Regions from separate parts of the Mus musculus genome. Here region 1 is linked to region 2. A link is a loop called in an ENCODE intact Hi-C map of the cell type or tissue named here. Cell type or tissue: left cerebral cortex. All regions are shown on one strand. Each heading gives the region's core, and the rest is flanking DNA. Links, peaks and the distances in the headings are about the cores only.

Region 1 (10,964 bases), core at 1,416-9,415, 85 kb before region 2:
GTATAGAAGCACAACATATATAATGTTTTTTTTTTTGTATACATCAATACATTTTCAGAAACAAACTGTATCCAGTTCAGGAAATAAAACATGACCAGCTCTCAGAATCTTCTTGCATTTCTTTCTAATCACTGGCTCACTGTATTGAATAGATTAGATTATTCTTTCTTGCTATGTTGATTCTATTCTTCGAGTGGTTTTTGTGTCTTTGCGTGTGTGTGTTGAAGTTCATATGTATTCAGATGTATGAAATATGTAATTCTTTATATTTTGTTTCTCTCAATCTATACTACTATATCTAGAAGTTTGTGCTGGTGAGTTTTGTCAGTGAAGGCTGCACAACTCGAACCCAATATTAATTGAGATTGAACATTAATGAGGAATTATTCATATCAGGTTGGTCTGCGGACATATTTTTAAAGATCATCTTAATGTTAATTGATGTAGAACACCCTGCCCACTGTGGGTAACCTTTCCCTAAGCAGTTGGGTCTGAACTACATATGCAGGGGAAAGACAGATGAGAGTGAGCAGGCAGTCTAGTATCCACATGTTTAAAGAAAGGTAATTCTTTCTGCTCCTGACTGTGCCTTGAACTCCCCGAAGCAATGGACTTCAACTAGGAACTGTAAGCCAAATGAACCTGTTCTTCACCAGGTTGCTTATAATCAGAGTATTGCATCACAGCCATAAAAAAAAAAAAAAAAAAAAAAAGAAACTAGAACAGACCTTAATCCTTATTATTGCATGTAGTTCCAGATCATTTTTATTGCATGTGTCTCCTTCCATACATACAACACAATTCACTTTTACCTTCTAAAAATATTACCAATATCACCAGTTAAAGCTATCTAAATTCCACTGTCTGAATCCGTGAGGTTGTTTTTTTTGTTTTTTTTGTTTTTTTTTTTTGCGGTGGGTGGGGGGGTTGAGTTTTGCTACCCTTCCTTGGGCTGTTTATCCCTTTAGCAATAAAAACAGTTGTAGCTCACATTGCTAACTTGAAGTTGTACTGTTAGTCTAGTAACTTCTGGCCTGTTAACGCTACGTGCTAGAAATTCAGAATGACTCCATGTGTAAAGCACGTGTTTGATTTTAAAGGCTTAGTATGAAAACCAACTCTTATATTCTGGCATTAACTTCACCTACTCATTTAGCTTTTTAAAACTTATTTATTTATCTATCTATCTATTTATTTATTTGTTTATTTATTTATTTACATCCTGACCATGGCTCCTCCCTACTTATCTAGCTTTTTAAATGTGATTATTAGAGAATTTAAAATCGGGGAAAGAGAAATGGCTCAGAGGATAAGGGCAGACTCTGTGTTGCACATTGCTATAGGGAAAGTACCTTTGCTTCATTGGGCACAGCTTAAAGATGTTAGTTCTTATGGGAATGTGGCTGCTGAAGTTCAAACCACTTATCTTCTGATGATGTAATTTACCAGGAGTGACTTTATTAGAGTCCAGCTGAATAATGAAAATGTCAGCTAAGTGGTACTGATGACCATGTGTTTGGGTGTTTGTCATCCAATGCAATCATGTAGGTCAATCCCCAACTTCCAAATGCAGATAGATAGTCACAAGTTCCAATATGAGCAGCCCGTTAAATATGAGCTCTGGGAAGGAAGAGTAAGCATAGTGAATACAATAAGTAAATCAATCAATCAATAAAGGAGAAACTGTGAAAGGATTCCTAATGACTTTCCTGATTATATTCCCAGGTAGAGTATGTCTATGGTATAGTATGATTTTAGTGTGGTAGAGTTAGAAGCTCTTGAGTATTTCTCTGGGCAGGCACATTTTTTCAGCACTCTTACATTTTAATGCAGGTTACTTTTGTGTTATTGATCTCTGTTTTGTATCATTGTAAGTCATTGCTGACAAACAGACATGGACATTTTATCTTTGAAGTCACAAGACTTTTACCACTGAGTTATCTGTCCACCCCTCCAACCATGTTGCAAGCTTCTGAGATTTAAAAAAAAATCTATAGAAATATGACCTCTCCGTTTTAGATGGTATTATAGTTCAAATTTCCAAGTGCTAGGGCACAGAGGCTATAATCCTAGCACTCAGAAAGCTGAAATAGTAGGGTCGTCATGAGTTTGAGGCTAGCTTGGGCTACAGAGTGAGAGCTTGTCTCAACTTAGAGCAAAACAAACATGAATTGCCTTAATCCTTAATTAAAACTCAAGCAATTTCAATAATGACAAGGATATGTTCATGGCTTTATACTGTGACAACATTTAAATGATAAATAAATATTTGTTGCTATGCATTTGTTTTTAAACAAATATCCAATTCCTCAAAATAGTTATTGGAATTTAAAGTGGGAACCACACTCATAGAAATGTATCCAAAGGGCAAAATCAAGGACTTCTTTTTCTCTAAATACCTTTATAGGAAGTAGGGAAACCATGCTGATTTCAAAAAGAATTAAAAATTGAACAAGCTCTAGAGTTTTCATCAGGAAATGATCTCGTTTTAGAATCTCCATTATTTTTTAAGCTACTTTTGCGAACCGTTTTAGAAATAGCCTCGGTTTCTGCGGACTTACCCTCTAAGTACAGCACCGACTAAAGTCTCTCCTGCTATCACTGGGTCCTCTCTCAGAGTCAGCCCATTAAAGACCTTCTTATGTAATCTTGAGGAATATAGGGCAAGACTGCAAGGTAGGAATGAGATGAGAGGAAAGCAGATGTCCCAGGTGGTCCATCGTGCCTGTCACCCACAGAGCAGCCCGCTGTGCTGCCAGAATCCATGCCCAGGACCTCTGAGTACCTCAGGCAAAGGACAAGCAAGTGATCAGTCAACAAAATTCCAGACGTGCTAGCAGAAGAAGGAAGGAAGCTTAGAAATGTAGGAATCCATCTCTACTTTCAGAGGTTACTGGGGTACAAAAGGGGAAGTGGGACACTCCTTAATGGTCCTGCATGTGAGGATGGAGAAAGCAGGAAACAGGGAAGGCAGGGGAACTCAAAGTATACTCACAGGCTCCAGTGCTGGGGATGCTGCCCAGGGAGTGAGGAGAGACAGGGCCTTTCATGGATCTCAGGCTCTTTTTGAAGAACAATTACTATGAAACCCTTCCTAGGGCGTTTTCAGACCCAGTGCTGTGGTCCGGAGGGGCAGGGCATGATTCTTTCCTCTTAAGCCGACAGCTGCTCACAATGTGTTCTGCCCAGAAAATAAACTGTAACTTTGTCAAAAACAAACAAACAAACAAACAAACAAACGACAACAAAAAACAAAAAAACCCACCAAAACAAAACAACAAAACAAACAAACAAACAAACAAAACCACCAAAACAAAACAAAACCCAATGTTGTCCAGGGCACAAAGGACTGGAATTTTATTAGTTTACAGTTCCACACTGTTGGAGCTCAGAGGGACCTAAGTCTATTTGCTTTGCCTTTTGATGCCATGCATTTCCAGAGACAACATCAAAGACTCCCCAGGAAGAAGGGGGGGGGGGTGGTCACTAACTACCAGCATACATGAGAGAGTGTATTTCTTTTTTATCAGCAAATCAATACTATTGTCAGATTCTTTCGTGAAATATCCAGCCAGAACTATCCTGGTCTTATTCTTAGATCAGGAGAATCTGTAAGTTTTGATGGAAAAGACCGAATTTCTGCATCTATCCAGGCACAGGCTGTACCTTCTTTCCCTGTCTCTCAAATCTCCAACCTCTAGTTCTCTGCAGTAGCAGATTTCCAAATGTGACACTCTTGCCATTTTGAGCTTGGGAACTGGGTCTATGTATTGTATTGTAAGGTGTTTGGTCACAAGCTGGCCACTTTCCACCTGATGTCAAGGACTTTTGCTAACAGCCACAGTGAATGTATTTTCACATGTTGCCCTGCAAGAGATAACTACACGAGCATGCTCCTTCTGCAGGACAGGACTGAGCCCTTGATCTGTGATCTATCCTTGCATAGATACTACCTTAGGCATATCTGTGCCACACCTTGCAGAAGTGTGGAGCAACCATGCAAACACAGTACGTTCATTTGTCCAGTAAAGAGTCTAACAACGTCCTTTCCTAGACTCTGCAGCCACAGTGGTTTCCTATGGCGGTGAGTTTTTCTGAGTGAGGTTGTCCTCACCGAGGATGAGAAAACCTCTATAGAGTTGCAGACTATCAGAGAAACGGGAGCTTTCTTTCTCACGGGTCTGTCTCCTTTCTCTTTTCTTACTAAGTACTTCTCAAGAAGGCTGGGCTCTAGTTCTCAGTCAACAGAGAGGAGGACTTTGCATTTAGGAACCCATATGCTGTTCTTCGGGCTGCCACACTTTCCAGATGATAAATCAGTTCACTCCTAGAGATAGATTTAGCATAACCAAAGCAACAAAACCCGCCCCTCCAACACACCCCAGTGTAACGGATTGCAAACGTGTCAAGCACCAGATAAGGACTCAGTTGCTCTGTCAAAGCAGCTCTGTCTTCAGCCATCCTAAACACATTGCCATTTCAGCTCCTTCAGTGAGAACACTAAGTTCACACGCCGATGCAGTTAGAGAGGAGAATGTGTGGGAACAGGAAAAGAGTGGGAGAAGCATTCTGAGACTTATTAAAATTAGAGTAACAGCACCTCTCTTTTTGTGATATAAAAACAAAAGGCGAAACATAGATACATATTTTAATCGTTGCATCTTCTGGACCAGCTCCCAGCCAGCAGTAGCAATGCGACGAGGGGAGTTGGTAACTTCAGTGATTAAGCTCAAATCCACAGAGCTGCTCTGGTAGCTTAGCAGGTATGAGGAGAAAAAAAAAATCTCAATCTCTCTCTCTCTCTCTCTCTCTCTCTCTCTCTCTCTCTCTCTCTCTCTCTCTCTCTCCCCCTTGCATGCTGGATCAGAGCTTCAGGGCTTAAAGACAGCTTTCTGGGGCCATTCCAGGTGAGTCTCGGGAAAGATGCTAGGACAGAAGAGCACCCACTGATACTGAGAAGGGGGAAGAATCTTTCTAAGACAGCTCAATCTGTTTGCATAACTCCGTGCTTCTCCTGGGACAGGGCTGCTAGCAGAGAGGGTCACAGAGAAGCTGGGAAGGGTCAGGGAGACTGTGCCCAGAGGGTACCTCATGCAGCTGTCTGATGGAGCTATCTCCAAAGAGGCTAGAATGAACTGAACTGTTACTAGCTCCCTCCCCCCCCCCCCCCCCACCAGATCTTACCTTGAGGCTGTTCGGATGCGATGGGAGAGATTAGATTCTTATTCGTGAACTGTAAGCCATGGTATGTTTATAGTAAGCAGAGACACTAAAGCTGTAACTCTGAAGTTTGACAGATCCTGGCAGATCTAATAGCTTTCTGAAAAGGAAGACCTTTTCTTCCACATCAGCTATTCTAAATCTCAATGGCGTGGAGGCATCCAACACTGTGTGAAACCGATAGTCCCTTGGAAGAAAAAGTGCACTTTGTCCTGAATCTGTTTTCATATCTTTTATAAGATTCTCCATGGGGTCCATAACAGATGGCAGGTTAAAAAAATCACTTTTTTAGAAGGAGTCTGTTTTTTGTCTTTGTCTAGGATTGAGAAATAGCATGTATGTATGTGTACTAGTGAGTGGTTTGAATTTTTTAAGAATGAAGAATGTAATTGATGTTCCCCTGGGGAATATATATATATATATATATATATATATGCATGTATGTATATATATATTCTGACATTGGGTCAATTTAGGGTCAAAGATCTCCAGAAACTTAATCTTTGATTATACTAAGTTTTGTAGAAAGTCAATTTGTGGAAATTAAAAGGCAAGAAAGATGATGCTGGACTGAGAAGGGACTTCCACGGGAGAAAATGAGGGAAGGTCAGATACTAGGGGTACACAATCAAACCATACTTTTCTTCAAATACATCTGAGGCCATTGAGTGCCTTCTGTTTTGGTGTTATGCTTTTTGCTCCAGCTCAGGCTTCCTGGGAGGGGCCTGGATTATGCATCCCCAGAGCAAGGCCTGCAGAGCAGAAGTCACTCAGGGACATTGCCCTGGTGCCCCATACGGTGATATACTGTCTGTCTCATAGTTTATGTCCCCCTTCCTTGATTTATTTTTCTTCTCATAAACCACCACCGTCTTCTTCGTTCTCTATTTCAATTACTTCTGTGAAACCTTGTGGAGTTTTGTTTCCACTGGTGTGGGAAGCGGGTGCGGCCCGCATAGGCCAAGATGGTTACTGCCTTGCCTGAGCATGCGCAGTGAGGCTGCATGCGTGGGCTGCCTGCCGGGCTAGACTGTCCCTCATTCCCTCGTGATCTGGACCTGTCAGCCTATCGGTATCCGACCTGAGCTCGTGCCTGGAGCGTGTGTAAATTCTGATTCGATGAGGTGGGGTGGAGCTAGATGAGGTCAGTAGGCGGGAGGATAGGAGTTGTTTTAGCCCTTGCCCTAAGTAGAAGCGAGTTGTAGTAAGAGAAGCGGTTGTAAGGGGAGTTTTGTAAGAAAAGCTGCGAGAAGGACAGAAAAGGAAAAAAGCCACAAGTAAAGAAGCCGTTGTGTGAACCTGCCTTGGTCTCCCACCTTGGTGTCCGTGTCCTTTGTGTTGCAGTGGGAAGAAAGGACCTGCGACACACTGGGACATAGGTTCTGTGAAAACAGTTCTGTCTTGTTTGGTGATCAAGCTATATAGACTACAGAATAATGTCTGGCCTACCAAAGAGACTCTGTAAAAAGTCTTTGAAATGTGATAGTTGATCTGCATTGACAACTTAATAGGTTTTATAATCTAGGAGACACACCTTTAGACATGTCTGTGGGGGTGTTTTCTGGGGAGGTTTAACTGAAGAGAGGAATCCCACCCTGAATGTCAATACTACTGACACATGGATATGGATCCCAGACTGAGAAAGAAAGAAAAATAAAATAAAGAAAAACAAAACAAACAAACAAACAAATCTGAGCATCAGCATTTGACTCTCTCTGCTTTTAAGCCATAGTACCAATGTAACCAGATGCTTCACACCCTGCTACCACGCCCTTTCCACCATGATGGGCTCCATGCTCACACCACAAACCAAAATAAGCTCTTCTTCCTTTGGACTTTTGCTTAGGCACTCTGTCCCAGCAAGCACATGAATTAACCAATACATTGAGCAATACCAGGAGATTAGGGCATAGAACTGGCTCTTAATGAAGGGTGTCATGTGATCTACTGTCCCAATTTCCCTTCAGGTCCTATTATAAAAGACTGATGAAATGGAAGGGCTTATTTGTCTTAGATTTCCAGGTTACAGTTCACAATTGCAGAGGAGTCATAGTAGCAGGAATCTAAAGCAGCAGGCCACACACCATAGGAAAGTACAAAGAGACAAAGGTATCTGCTCCATCTTTCTGCTTATGCTCAGCTGTCTTTACTCTTCAACAGTTCTGAGTTCAGCTCATTAAATGGTGTTATCCACATCTAGGGTGGGACTTCCTAACTCTATTACCAATCAATCAATGCTGTCCATTATCCACCCCTTCACAGACCACACAGGTCACATTGATCTAGATAACTCCTCACTAAGACTCTCTTCCCCACTGATTTAGGTTGTGTCAAGTTGACAGTTAAAATCAATCAGCACAGCTGCCAATCCTATGATACTGCTCTCACACAAGCTAGTCAGTCAGCCTTTGGCTTGGCACTACCATGCTATGATCTTGACACTGGCTGTTCTTCCCATGTTAAGATCTTTGGAAGAATGACTGTATGTTTACAGGGAATGGTGAGCTTTGACACAGAGCAGAGGCTTAATGAAATTCCAATATATGCAAGGAGCAAATATTGGGGGACACATGTGAACATCCAACCTCAGACTCAGGGAAAGATATTTCTACACACACACACACACACACACACACACACACTATGCAAGAGCACATCCCCATCTGAAGTGCTCAGAGGAATCCCTAGAGGGAGGCTATACAGGATAGAGAGGAAGCAATGGTCTCTGACGAAACCTCTCAGAGCAAAACGAAGCAAGAGCCTTGGATAAGGCTCAGAAGGAAATGCTGACAAGGACAAGAGTGGAACTCTAAAGTGGGCCAGGAGCCAGGGAACAGCATCAGGGAAAGCATTGAGGAGAGAAAAGGCACCGTGGATTCAATTTCTGAACTAAGGTAACTAACACTCAGGGCAAGAGTCGTAAGAAAAACGGTGGGCACGATGCCAGGTTGACTCTGCAAAAGCTGTGGGTTCCCATAGTAGTGTGAGCGTTCCACACAGTGGCTTGGAGATTTCATTCTTCTCATCGACAAAGTCATCGTTCACCTCTGTCAAGTCGGCTTTGGCTTCATCAAAGAGACAGGGACCTAGGAAGGTTAATTTTTTTTAAGGTTCTGGTCTTCCTTATCAGACCTTGAGACTAGAGAGAACAAGAACACAAACCAGTGCCCTCTTAACCACCTTCTACCCAGCCTTACAGTCTTCTGAAATGGATGAGTTTAGCCAAAGTTTCACATTAACGTTATTGTAAATCACACCCACGATCAGCACATCCACTCTCCTCTTATCATCATTATTTATATCTTTGCAAATGTCATTTCCTTTAGAAATATGAAACTGTCCATCACTTTCTCTTATAAAATTGTCATCTCCACTCTAAAAAACTAACACCTTTTGCCTGTAGTCTTAGCAAGAAAATGTCCACCTACCAAGAGCTGATAAAGAACCGAACATAAGAAGCCCAGCATGTCAATCAAGAAGTTTCTTACCCAATACAGAAAGCTTCTGTATTTTCCCCTTCCATCATCTTCTCTTAGGCTCTCTCTTTTTTATTAAATGGTACTGCCAGGAAAAGTCAGGGGCATGCTGTGCCTGTCACTGTGGCTGATAGATCAGATGAAAGCCAGTATTAATCATCTTGCCTGATTTGGGAGTCTATTAATTTCCCAAGAACAGTGGTTCAGTGATACAAGTCCTTTATTCTGCAATCTCATGCAATGTCACTTTCCTTTCTTCTTGTGAAAGTAAACCTTGGAAAATGTTAGTTACATAAAGCCACTTTAAAGTAACCCCCTACCTTTCCACTGGCCAATTAGTTGAAAGTGCCATTTACAAAAAGTGTGCTTGGCCTCTCTTTCCCTTAGGAATCTCTCATAGGCAGTTTATGCTCTAAGCCTCATAACTAGCAATGAGCTTGAGTTATTTTCCTCCGCAGTAGAAACAGGTTTTTGTATGTTTGCTTTGTTTGGTATTTTGTTTGTGTATGGTTTTGTTTTGTTTTGTCTTGTTTTCATGGAGAATGAACTAAGATCTGGTCTCAAGTCTCAGGTAGACAATTTTTAGAATGAAGTAGGGTTTTTGTTTTTATTTTTGTTTTTGTTTTGTTTTGTTTTGTTTTTGTTTTTGTTTTGTTTTGTTTTTTCCTTGTTTCCCAGTGTTCTTCCAAATTCTGACATCATGGAAAGAATTTGCTCCATGCTCATGAAGAAGTAATCCTACTAAACTCATTGAGTTAATCACCCCCAAGGACATGAAAGCAAGAGAAACACTATTGGAGGACAGGGCTTCAGCAGGAGTGAGAGAGGGATTGGATAAGGTAATGGAGGATGAATACAATATATGTGTATCATTTTGTCAAATAAATAAAACAGTGAAAGCAAGAGAAGTAGCTCTGAATGTATGGTCTACATGGTAGGTTCTCAGTAAGTATTATTCAGTGAATCACTGAAGCGGAGGATAGTGCAGAGTCTATGTCCAGGCCCTGATCTGCAGAGAGAAGAGGGTACTGCAAAACCTAGAGATGTGAGCAGTGGAGCCTCACTAGCTGCTGGCTTGAGCCACTGCCAAGTGAATGCACCCCGAGTCCCTGTGAAGCTTCAGTTCTGGGTTTTATCAGTGTATTCTCTGGTAAGGAAATTTATAACTTTGGCTTAATTTCCAATAAATGTCATTAAGTTAAACATTGAACTGTGTAGAGTTAGCAAATATGAGTTGACTATTTGTTCATTATAAAATTAAGACAGGGCTGGAGAGTTGGCTCAGTGACTAAGATCGCTTGCTGATCTTCCAGATGACCCAGATTCATCTCCCAGCCTCCATGTTTCAGCTCACAATGGTCTGTTACTCCAATCCCAGGGATCCAACGCCCTCTTCTGGTCTCCTTGGTCACTGCACACACATGTACACAGACTTTCATGTGGTTAAATAGTCATATGCATAACATTTCAAAAATAGATAAATAAGCAGAACTAAATAAGAACTTGAAAAAGAAATCATGGCTTTTCAAGTGAGATTTATCATTCCCCGTGAGTATGGTGCTATATAATGCCCAGTTTTTAAAAGTAAAGAAATTTCCTTTCACATATATCTATGAAACAAATGAACAAACAACAAACAAGCAAAAAGTTGCTTTGACTATGCTGCAAGTACATTGTTTTTCAAAGTGTCCAAGTGATGGAAGGTCAAAGTTAATTTTATAATCTACAGGCTCTCCCTTGCACTCTCCTCTGCTTCTTTTTTTAATGCTATGTTTAAAGCTGGGTTCTATTTTCAGCCTGTGGGAGTGGGGAGACATGTAGAAGACACTTGTAACATCTCTAGCAATGGACAGAAGAATGAATAATAATAGGAAACGTCGACATACCATCTGCTATAAACACAGATGTGTGTTTTCTTTAAATGTAAGAATCTAGCACTCTAAAATGGGAAGGATTACAAGACATAAAAGTCAAGAACCCACTCTTGAGTGGCTTTCTGTTAGCAAAAAGTAATCTTCCTTGTTGGTTGTTAACTAATTCATGGAGCCAAAGTGGTAGTACCTCTCATTTGTTGTGCACGCCATGAATGCCAAGGTCAAGTGCTTGTTAGCATCAAAGATGATATGGGGTGATTTCTTTAATATCATGTGTCATCTAGTACAGTAGACAACACTCAAGACATCCTGTGTTTCATCTGATATCTTGCCATAGAGTATGAAAGTTTCACAGAGAAAACTCCAAGAATAATTTGGGGACATAAGATATATT
Region 2 (10,964 bases), core at 1,869-9,868:
TTTTAATTATTTATGGTACGTCCTGATTGCAGCTTCCTCTTCCCTCCTCTCCTCCTAGTCCCTCCCTCTCACTACCCCCATCCACCCCTCTTTCCTTTCTCCTCAGAAAAGGGCACGCGTCCCATGGATATCAACCAGCTTTGGCATATCAAGTTGCCGTAAGACTAGGGAGGTCATCTTCTATTGAGGCTAGATGAGGCAGCACACTTAGGGGAAAGGGATCCAAAGGTAGGCAACAGAGTCAGAGACAACCTCTGTGCCCGCTGTTAGAGTTCCACAAGAAGATCAAGCTGTACCGTTGATACATATGGACAGAGGGCCTAGGTCAGTCCCACGTGTACTCTCTGGTTGGAACGTTCAGTCTCCATGAGTCCCTATAGGCCCAGGTTAGTTGACTCTTTAGGTTATCTTTGTGGTGTCTTGACCCGCCCTGGCTCCATCGATCATTCTTCTTCCATTTCTGCAGGATTCCCCAACCTTTTCCTAATATTTGGCTGTGGGTCTCTGCATCTGTTTCCATCAGTTGCTGGGTGAAACCTCTATGATGATAATTACGCTAGGTTCTTGTCTCCAAGAATAGCAGAATATCATTAACAGGGTGAGGTGTGTGCCCCCTCTCATGGGTCTCAAGCTGGGCTAGTCATTGGTTGACCATCCCCTCAGTTTCTACTTTATCTTTACCCCTGCACATCTTGTATGCAAGATATATTGTAGGTCAAAGGATTAATGGCTGGGTTAGTATCCCAGTCCCTCCATTGGAAGTCTCACCTGGTTACAGGAGATGGCCATTTCAGGCTCCAGAAAGATGTTTAGTTCTTATTAAATGCCCCGATACCGCTTTTTCTTTTTCTTTTTCTTTTTCTTTTTCTTTTTCTTTTTTTCTTTTGACAATAGAGGCCAACCTCTTTTTACAAGGACTTTCTTTTCTTGGTTTTTTATAGGATCCAGTCTGAGACTTTGTATTCAGTAAATGAAAGGCTGATAACTTCCTGATCTATTGTTCTGCATATTGGGAATTTGAACCTGTGTATTGGTTGTGGTTTCATAATGATACTGTATAAAATCTCAAGGAGCCTACAACTCTCAATATGTGAGACCGATGACATAGTCTATTATTTAGAAAAAGCATTTGTGTGAAAAGTTTTTGAATTAAAAACAATTTTATATTAACATCTAATAATTGTACAGTTTTTAAAAAGAAATCTTTGTTTAAACGTCAGGTAAATATACTCAAGTACACATAAAAATACTCTCAACCGCTTATCATTTCTCAGGAATGATACTACTCCATCTCAAGCCATGTTATCTTTTCTAGTTGTTGTTAACTGAGATAACACTACTTTTGGGCTATGTTCATATTTATTAAGAATGTCTTGGGGCTTGGGCATATGACCCAACGTGAAGACCACTGACTCTCTTCCAGAGAACTTAGGGTCAATTCTCAATACTGACAGGGTGACAATTCTCACAACTGTCTGTAACTGTAATCCTAGGGGATCCAATACCGTCTTCTTGCCTCTGTGAACACTTGATCCATGTGGTACACAGACATACATGTGCGCAGACTCTTACATATAAGATAAATATAATTAGTCTAAAACTCATAAAGAGTAGTTTTACTTTAGCAGATGAGCAACTTGTGGCGTAAAGTTGTACATCTTGGGTCATTTACGACACGCCATTACCAGCTTGCCGTGAAAACTAGATTCCGAATTGAACAAATCGTGCGTGACTTGAGGCGAATTGTTGAAACCTTTTGGGCGTCTGTTTCTTCATCTGTGACACATGGACAATAAAAGCATTCCTCTCGATAGAGCATTCCAAAATTAAATTAATTGCGTCACTGTTGTAAAATGCTCATGAGTAGGACTCTGTAATTAAGGGTTAGCTGTGGGTTCTTATTTGGTGTTGGTTTCTAAGGCTAGAAGTGTTTAGCCCCATGATCCAGAGGTTTGTCTGCTAAGGCGTTTGGTTGGCAGTGAAGGGCAGCAGAATAGCAAACCTTAAAACAGACAGCGGAACTTCATGGGGAACACTTACCAGACGCCTTCCCTGAGCCCAGTCACTTTGCCTTCAGGACCTGGTCTACAGATTTGCAGTGTATGAGAAGGACTGTTCGCATTGAGGGCATTCAGCTTCAAAATGGCTGTGCTGTTTTTCATGATCAGAGGGTGATGTAAGGGCAGAGCATGGACCACTCATAGAAAATACTTTAGGAGTGATTTTTGTAAGGTTTAATTTGTGCTAAAATTCATCTACACATCTCTAGCAAGGCAGATTTTCCCAAGACAGATGGAGGCTGTTTAAAAAAGTTGGTCGCTTGATTCTGATTGAGACTGTTTTAATTTTATCACGGGGCACTTCAAAACAAGGAATGAAATGTAAGGTAAATTATTATCTAAAATAAGCCTTTCTCTTATGACGACGTAAAAACAGGATGTGAATTTCAGAGTGGGGACGCGGTTGATGTTGTCAGTGAAACAAGAGCAACTCAGCAGCAGAAGGGGCTTGGAGGGGTGACGTTAAGGAATGTGTCGGGTGGGGGCTGGGGGTGGCGGCAGAGATGATTTCAATTACATAATGGAACATTCCCAACGGGATGCAAAAGAGAAGGGTGTGAAGAGGGCTGCATATTTTAAAGGTTGGGATGAGCAGTGTGTGTTCGCAGGGTCTCTGCTCAGTATGGCAGCCAGCTGCTCACCTCTCACGCTAGAAGAAGAAGAGCGGAGCTTAAGCTGAAGTGTATGTGATTTCAGCGTTCTGCACAATGAAGACGGTTAAACATGGATTGAATTGGGTAATCTCAGTCCCGACAATACTGAAAAATGTCTTAACTGCCAATCAGCCCGAGATTTTTTTCCCCATGCAAAGACAGAATGATGGGCCCAAGGCCTCTTATTAACTACAATTTGGTTTCCTTTGCATTTCAGTATGTCAGAGCAATTTCTTACTTGAAAGTATATGATTTCTTCCCCCAGATTCTCCCCTCCCGTGACCTTTCCCTCTCTTTCCTTCAGATGCTCTATAATTTTGCGTCTCACCACTTTCCATCCCTCTTGTTCTATGGTGCTGAGATTTCACTACAGATGTATTGGAAGACTTCTCTGGGGGGGAATAATGACATCCCTGCCTCCTGAGTCCTGCTCTCACTGTGGGATGTGTGAGCCATTCATTTTGCTGCACTTTCCTCCCAGGGTTTTTTAAATATGCCATTGTGCTACACTCTAGAGATGCAAAATTCAATAAAGCACAATTTCTGTCCTGTTGGGATTTACCATGTAGTGGTGCAAATGCCAGAAGTGATATTCTAAAAATGTGACCTGGTCTCTTGTGCAAAGAAGGGAGTTAGGAGCTTTGCTAGGGGAGGGAATATTTGTCAACAAATATGCCCGCTGATCAGATTGTCTTTGGGAGTACATATTGAGGTGGGAGAGTGTAATGGAGCCATTTTAATTCCTGACACTGTCTCTGGTCCAGGTTAACAGAACAGCTTCTGAGCAGCAGTTCCATGCTCTGCAGGAGAATGCTCCTGTTCCAATCACTACGATTCTAGCACACTAAAGGTATTCTTAGGGACCTTGAGATGGCTCAGAAGGTCAAGGCATTGGGAATATTTGAAAATATTCTGAGATTAAGCCAGATGATAAGCACAAAAACCCCTAGTAAAAATTAGGGTCAGAGGGCCCCAGTGGAAGAGCTGGAGAAAGTACCAAAGGAGCTGAAGGGGTCTGTAATCCTATAGGTGGAACAGCAATATGAACTAACCAGTACCCCCCAGAGCTCGTGTCTCTAACTGCATATGTAGCAGAAGATGGCCTAGTCGGCCATCATTGGGAGGAGAGGCCCTTGGTCTTGCAAAGATTATATGCCCCAGGTACAGGGGAACGCCAGAGCCAGGAAGCCAGAGTGGGTGGGTTGGGGAGCAGGGCGGGGATGAGGGTATAGGGGACTTTTGGGATAGCATTTGAAACGTAAATGAAGAAAATATCTAATAAAAATTAAAAACAACAGTAAATAGCAAAAAAAAAATTAGGGTCTGAAGATATACATTTTAAAAGAAAAGGAGGGATTTCCTGCGAAAGAAACGTGTGCCGTTGGGATGCTAGTTTGAATCCACAGTGATTTTTGAAGGACCTGAGAACCTTCACTATGCACTAGGTAAGAAAGGAAAGCACCGAACCGGTGGTTGTTAGGTGAAAGTAGCAACCTTGGTCATGTAAGAGCATGTCTCAGCTCTATGTGGAACTCCGCCTCAAATCTGTGGTCAGCTCTGAAGGGCTTCTGTGGAGGCAAGGCAGTGTAAACAGGACCGGTGCCTGGTGTTGAGTCTGGTACCAGATACCAGTGCCTCCCCTGTCTTTGTGTGCATTTGAAACAATTCATAGCCAAATTCTGCTCTTCTTCCAGCCCAGTGATAGGAGAGGACACGGCTGGTTGGTTAGAGATGTTAGTGCTAACAGCACGCGGGATTTAGATGGAAACACACATGACAGATAAGTGCGAAATTTGAGCTATATGTAGTCTTGGTTTTGACGTTTGCTTATAAGCTTAGGTATGGCCGTTTAAAGTTTAATCCTTCAGACAGATCTCTGGTTAAAAGCAATCAGGCACATTTACACATTACACCGTTGGTTATGAGTAGAAGTCACACTTGGAGTTTATTGGAAGGAGTGGATAGTTTGAATGGCTGAGAGCTGACACCTTTCCATGTGGTGCTGCAAGCCTCGTATTTATCCTCTTGCTTTAGTGCTTTATTTAGTCTTCCACATTGGAGCTTGGGCGATACATCATTTCTTTGTGGTTTATGATTGCTTAAAAAGTTTTATAAGAAAAAAAGATGAATGTTAGCTTTATTTTTCTTATAAAATATAGACGCATTTCTTCTCTAACTTAGATTATGCATAAGCATTGGAGATAAATTTTCAGAAATGAGTTTCTATCTGAAGTTGTATTTTCTACATTGAATAATCACTGCTGGAATTAAAAAGGCACTTGAGATTAACAAGTTGCTTTTTTTCTCAGAAAATGCTTTATCTGCTTTCAGAGTTTTAGCTCTTGGATGTCAGATTAAAATTCTGAAACATGTTTGATTCATCTCAGAATTGAATGTCAAGTCCAAAGACAGATATTTATAACTGAGTTCTCTTCAGGCAAACGGGTTCCAACCACAGCTCCAATAATTGCAGAGTTCTTGTTCACGATCGTGGTGCCTCCATTTTAAACTAACAAATTAAAGCTTTAAGATTGGATTTTAGCAAACCAGATATTTAATTCCATGAATATTATGCTTTACATTTGCAGAGCCCTTTGGGGTTCCCACACTGCTTTTGGATAGTTATTCCAGTTTCACATAGCACAACGCCGTGTCAGGATCATTTCCTCTCGAGGATGAGCAAACACAAGATCCACACAGTGAAGTGATACAGCTGCTCAGCCCTTAGCTCACATTTCTCTTTGGCTCTTCTGAATCCAAGCTACTTCCACATAAAGTTCCTATTACAAACGTTTAAAAAGATAGGCACTGCTTAAAAGAAAAGAAGAAAGGAAATTTGCATGCAGTTTAGAACTGTTTACATATCAATATGGGAAAATTTGGGAGTTTAACAGAAATAACTAGTTTAATTACTTAATTGGTATTTTGGGAGACAAGATCTAGGTATGTTATTCAGACTGAAAGATACTGCAAATTGGACATTAATTAATTATAAATCAAAGACAAAAGTAATAAGATGTGCTAAAAATCCTCATTTTTATTTATTATTATTATTATTTTTCAAGACAGGTTTTGTGTGTGTGTGTGTGTGTGTGTGTGTGTGTGTGTGTGTGTGTGTGTAGCCCCGGCTGTCCTGGAACTCACTCTGTAGACCAGGCTGGCCTCGAACTCAGAAATGCGCCTGCCTCTGCCTCCCAAGTGCTACGATTAAAGGCATGTGCCACCACCGCCCAGCAAAAAATCCTCATTTTTAATGACACTAAAAGATGAATACATGAGTGGCCACTAGTTTTCAAAAGAATCTTCTCAGCATTTGGTAATAACTAAAGGGGAAACCGCCATTTTATCGTCTTTCACACAGGACCTGTACCCCAGGATCACTAAGACTTGGTGAGGTGGTTTTCTCTCCTTGTAGGCATCTTCTCCCTAGTCAATGAAGAGTGAATGACAGAATTAGAATATTACCATTTTGCAATAATGGCTTCTGGTAATGACCATCAAGTATATTGTCATGAAAAGAGAGACAAAAGTCTTCGTGTGCCTCCCTGCGATCAATCAGTGTGGAAAATTACATCCCAGTGTGACAACAGTGTGACAAAGCCTTGATCTGCCTGCCAGTTTTCAGAGAGAAAAGGAAAACAAAGCAGGGCGTTAGAAGGCACCATGGGGCTGCAATCAGCACAACCCAGCCCCGGGGAGCTCTGAAGTACCAACAAGCTGCCTCACCCACAAGTAAACGGAGAGAGGGGAAAAGGTGAGGAGCAATTATAGACTAAAATAGTCTCAGAGATATCAACTGACTTAGACTTTATTCATATGTCAAGTGGACAAATATCTAGGAAAATGTATGCCTACAACAGCTGGGGGACGAACACTGACTGCATATCTGATGATATTAAGGAGTTATTACTTCCCTTCAAAGTGTGTGACAGCATCGCCTCATTATACCATGTTGGAAAAATCCACATGCTTTAGAGGCATACTGAAAGATTTATGGATAAAATATTATCTCTGGAATTGCGTCCAGATAACGTGGGTCCAGGGAGTGATAGATAATTTTAGGTGAGACACCCATGAAAATTGTACAGACCAGGAATATATGTAACAGATAGATGCTCCAGTCATTTCACACGTATTACCTGTGATTCTTAGAACTTACCAGAGTTCTATGAAGAAATTGTACTTTACTGCCTTCAGTTTTCCTGAAATGCTGGGATGGAATACGTTGATCTCTGCCATTGCATCGGCAAAGTTGCCCTTTGGGCTCCAAGCTTTCCCTTCTCTGCTCAGCTCCAGCAGTTTACAAGGGGTGGAGTTTTAAAGCAACAGAATCCCCTGTTTTATTTACACTTCCCCCTCTCCCATTTTCTTGATCAGTTCTTTGCCCAGATTAAAGTCTTTTGGGGGAACATTGTAATTTGCATTTTGGCTAAATGAGAGGCTCTCCAACTACTCAGCCTGCTCCAAAGCCATCCTAGCCACTATCTGATTCTTTAAGGAGGCAAGTTGTTCCCCTTCCTCACAAGACAGGGAGCAAGCAGAAGCTCAGCTCAGGGGTTGGGGCTCACCCTAATTGTTCAGAGGCTCTCCTTGGCACAGTGTGTTCACTGGTGGTGCTGCTGGTGGGCTGGGGTGGGCAGTGGCTCCCAATGTGAGGGGCTCATTGCTATGCATGTGCACAAAGGAGGAGGGAAACCTACAGCGAGTAGGGAATGACATCTTCAGTAATATGAAACAATCCTCAGATAAAACACTCATGATGCCCCAGGGGGAGAGTGCCCTCATTGAGGATCCAGGGGAGATTAGGAAACCTTTTCAAAGATGAAAGTTCAAGTCCTCTGTGAGCCATCAGAGCATCTTATTTAAGTCCTCTCTGGAGGTGCAAATTTAAAACCCCAAGTTGGCAAAGTCTTTTGCAAAACACAGTCCTCCTTATTTCTTGGAGTGACTACAATTCATGCCATTTGCACCTTTTTAGATAAAGTAGCAGCCTGGAGAATGACTGGGGTAGGCTTTGTGCTTGAAGAGGTTCATTGATTGGCTGTAGAACACACGCTAAATTAGAGTGATTTGCAAAGCTTTGACTGATAAAGACATCTTGTTTTCCACTTCTTTGGGATGGAGCCAACTTGTATACCTTCCCAGGAATGAATAACTTAAAGTAAAAACAATCTAAGTGTCCGGGACATAGCACTCTGGTAGAACACTTGCCTAGCACTAGCATGTATAAAAATATTAATTAATTTTTTAAAAATAAATGTAATCTCTTATTTTTAGAATAAAAAATTTAAATTATTTTATCCATTTAACTTTTCAAATGATATCCCTCTTCCCAATTACCCATCCACAATCCCCCAACCATCCCCCTCCTACCCCCTCCCCTTTGCTTTGGTAATCTCTTTATAAAATGATTTTATTTATTTTGTGCATGTGAATACACTGTCTCTGTCTTCAGACACATCAGAGAGGGCATTGGATCTCATTTCAGATGGTTGTGAGCCACCATGTGGTTGCTTGAGCATTGAACTCAGGACCTCTGGAAGAGCAGTCGGTGCTCTTAACAACTGAGCCATCTCTCCAGCCCCATTAATTTAATTTTTAAAATACATGCAATTCCTAGGTGGCCAATGGTTGTTCAGATAATTGCTCCAACTTTTCTCCAGATTTAATTGTTTTGGGTGAATGTATTTCTTCACATTCTCAGCAAGGGCAACCAAATTAACCTTCCATAGTTTCTGTCTCAATGGGAAACAAAGGAAATGAATTGGTATTGTCTATAGCCATCTGTTCTTCAGTTGAAATGCAAAAACTTCCTTCATGCCTAGCCGTGCTTCTTGCTCGCTACATAGCTGTTGACCAACTTCCAGACACAGTGAAGGTCGCAGAATGTTAGCTAGATTAGGGATTCCTCCTGAAGCTGAAATACAATTATTCCAAATAAGAATGTAATGCTAGCTCAATCATACATATAATACTACAAGTAAAACACGTATCCTTGATTAAAGTTTGCCAAAACAGAGCAAGAGCACTGCTGCTTCATTATTGCAAAGCACTGCACAGAGACAACTCACAGCAACAGCCCTAGCAATGCTATTAAGATTGCTTAACCCTAGAAACAAAGGAAGCGAATGAAACTGAGATTCCCTTCTAGACCTTTAAATATAGAGATGTTATTTATACTTTATGATCTTGAAGGAAACAAGGATAGCTATTTGCTTATACAAGATTTATAATCCCCTGTGTATTAGTTTATGTTGCGGTAAATCTCCAACCCAAATAGGCCCCGGCAATGAAAACACAACTCAGTTAATATGAATACATGCTGTGTGCCTAGATTGGGCAGATCTGCCCTACACTACCATCTTCCACATCTCTGAGACCCCTTAGAACTTGAGGTTTCTCCAGGCCATCTGCTTCTGTTCCACTTTTTTTCTTCTTCTTCTTCTTCTTCTTCTTCTTCTTCTTCTTCTTCTTCTTCTTCTTCTTCTTCTTCTTCTTCTTCTTCTTCTTCTTCTTCTTCTTTTCTTCTTCTTCTTCTTCTTCTTCTTCTTCTTCTTCTTCTTCTTCTTCTTCTTCTTCTTCTTTTCTTCTTCTTTTCTTCTTCTTCTTTTCTTCTTCTTCTTCTTCTTCTTCTTCTTCTTCTTCTTCTTCTTCTTCTTCTTCTTCTTCTTCTTCTTCTTCTTCTTCTTCTTCTTCTTCTTCTTCTTCTTTTCTTCTTCTTCTTCTTCTTCTTTTCTTCTTCTTCTTCTTCTTCTTCTTCTTCTTCTTCTTCTTCTTCTTCTTCTTCTTCTTCTTCTTCTTCTTCTTCTTCTTCTTCTTCTCCTTCTCCTTCTCCTTCTCCTCCTCCTCCTCCTCCTCCTCCTCCTCCTCCTCCTCCTCCTCCTCCTCCTCTTCTTCTTCTTCTTCCTTCTCCTTCCTCTTCCTCTTCCTCTTCTTCCTCCTCCTCCTCCTCCTCCTCCACCTCTGTGTCTCCCTCTTCCATTTTCTCCTTTTTCTCTTCCACCTTCTGTTCCACCTTCCCTTTTATCTGCCCAATCATCAACTCTCCTTTATTTTACAAATTAAGGTGGGAAGCAGGTTTAGAGGAAATCACCTGAGTGCTGACTCTTTCCTTGTTCGAAGCCACTCGCAGGAGAAGGTAGTTTTGTAGAGAAAGGGTTCATTTTGCCTTGAAGTATGAGACATTCCCAGCATAGTGGGAAAGGTGTGGCACAGGAGTGTGAAGTATGCTCGGCTTTCTCTGAAAACAGAGACCAGGACACAAAGCCTCAAAGTCCACACCCCCAGTGACAAACTTTCTCTAGCAAGTCTCCACCTTCTGCAAGTTCTACAATCTCCCACCCAGTGCTGGGGACAAGCATTCAAACATGAGCCTAACCAGAGATATTTCATAGTCAATCTGTAGTAACTTATATTACACATGTCAGAGCCATCATCATTGAGGAAGATGGTGGTGACCGTGTGACTTTTTGCCACCACAGTCATTCGGGGAGTGTTGCAGAAAATATTTAGTCTCAATCTGGAGTTTCTACCCTGCCTTAGTCATTCAGTTCTCAGATAGAAGACACACAACTTTGATATTTATAATAAGCCTTAATCAGCACTACAGCAGGGAAGATATCTACCCTCTAAACTATTAGAATCTACTTCCCTTTCAATAACCCTGAGTTCTTACTTGCCATGTTCCATCTAGACTGTTCTTAACTCCAGTTGGCCATGTTTTCTTAATTCACATGGCAGCTTCCTCCTCTCCTCACCTTCCGCTCCACCTTCTCTTTCTCTCCTCCTCCTTGTCATGGTCCTTAGCCTCCAATCCCAAGCCCAAGAACTCACCCCTCCCCCAACTATCTTCTGTCCAGCTATAGGCCGCAGGCATCTTTATTCATCAACCAGAAATGGGGGGGGGGGCAAGGTTACCTAGCACCACTTGGGTCTACCTGTGGATTCTCTCCTCCCTGGGAGCAACCAAGCCTTGGGGGCCAGTAGTTAGCATTACAATACATAGCAAAAGATCAAACCTCAACAAGGGAGTTTTGTCTATCCCCACTTGCTTTGCCTTCAGTAGTTGACCTGTGTGTAGAACTCATCTTCACTAAGTTGTTTTAGACTGTGACAGGAAACAGAAACCTTCCATATAAGATCTCCCCTTCCTACCTTCCTCCAACTTTTCCTAACAGACCCCCAATCCTGCATCTTTCATCCTTTTCATCCCCCTTGAAAATGTCCAACCACCTCCTTCCCTGTGTCTTTC

What was found. A loop is a pair of places that touch in the nucleus more often than their neighbours do. Peaks named below come from ENCODE experiments on the same cell type or tissue, not always from the same donor. Only the 100,000 strongest peaks of a DNase experiment are listed, where the experiment ranks them.
Region 1: a loop joins it to region 2, with 2.9 times the contacts of the local background. A loop is called at or near these places in 2 of 42 quality-filtered maps.

Annotation. Positions count from the first base shown.
Region 1 is chr2:77,835,081-77,846,044 of GRCm38, reverse strand. No RefSeq gene overlaps it. Among named protein-coding and RNA genes, the nearest start is that of Zfp385b, 24 kb to the right of the region's middle. In left cerebral cortex, for the core only: no CTCF peak of the experiment used is centred there; DNase peaks (open chromatin) are centred at 4,452, 6,364 and 8,050; H3K27ac peaks cover 1,099 bases.
Region 2 is chr2:77,750,233-77,761,196 of GRCm38, reverse strand. All of the region lies in intron 1 of Zfp385b (zinc finger protein 385B), which reads left to right. Among named protein-coding and RNA genes, the nearest start is that of Gm35431, 9.5 kb to the left of the region's middle. In left cerebral cortex, for the core only: no CTCF peak of the experiment used is centred there; DNase peaks (open chromatin) are centred at 2,364, 2,571, 4,499, 5,283 and 1 more place; H3K27ac peaks cover 2,671 bases.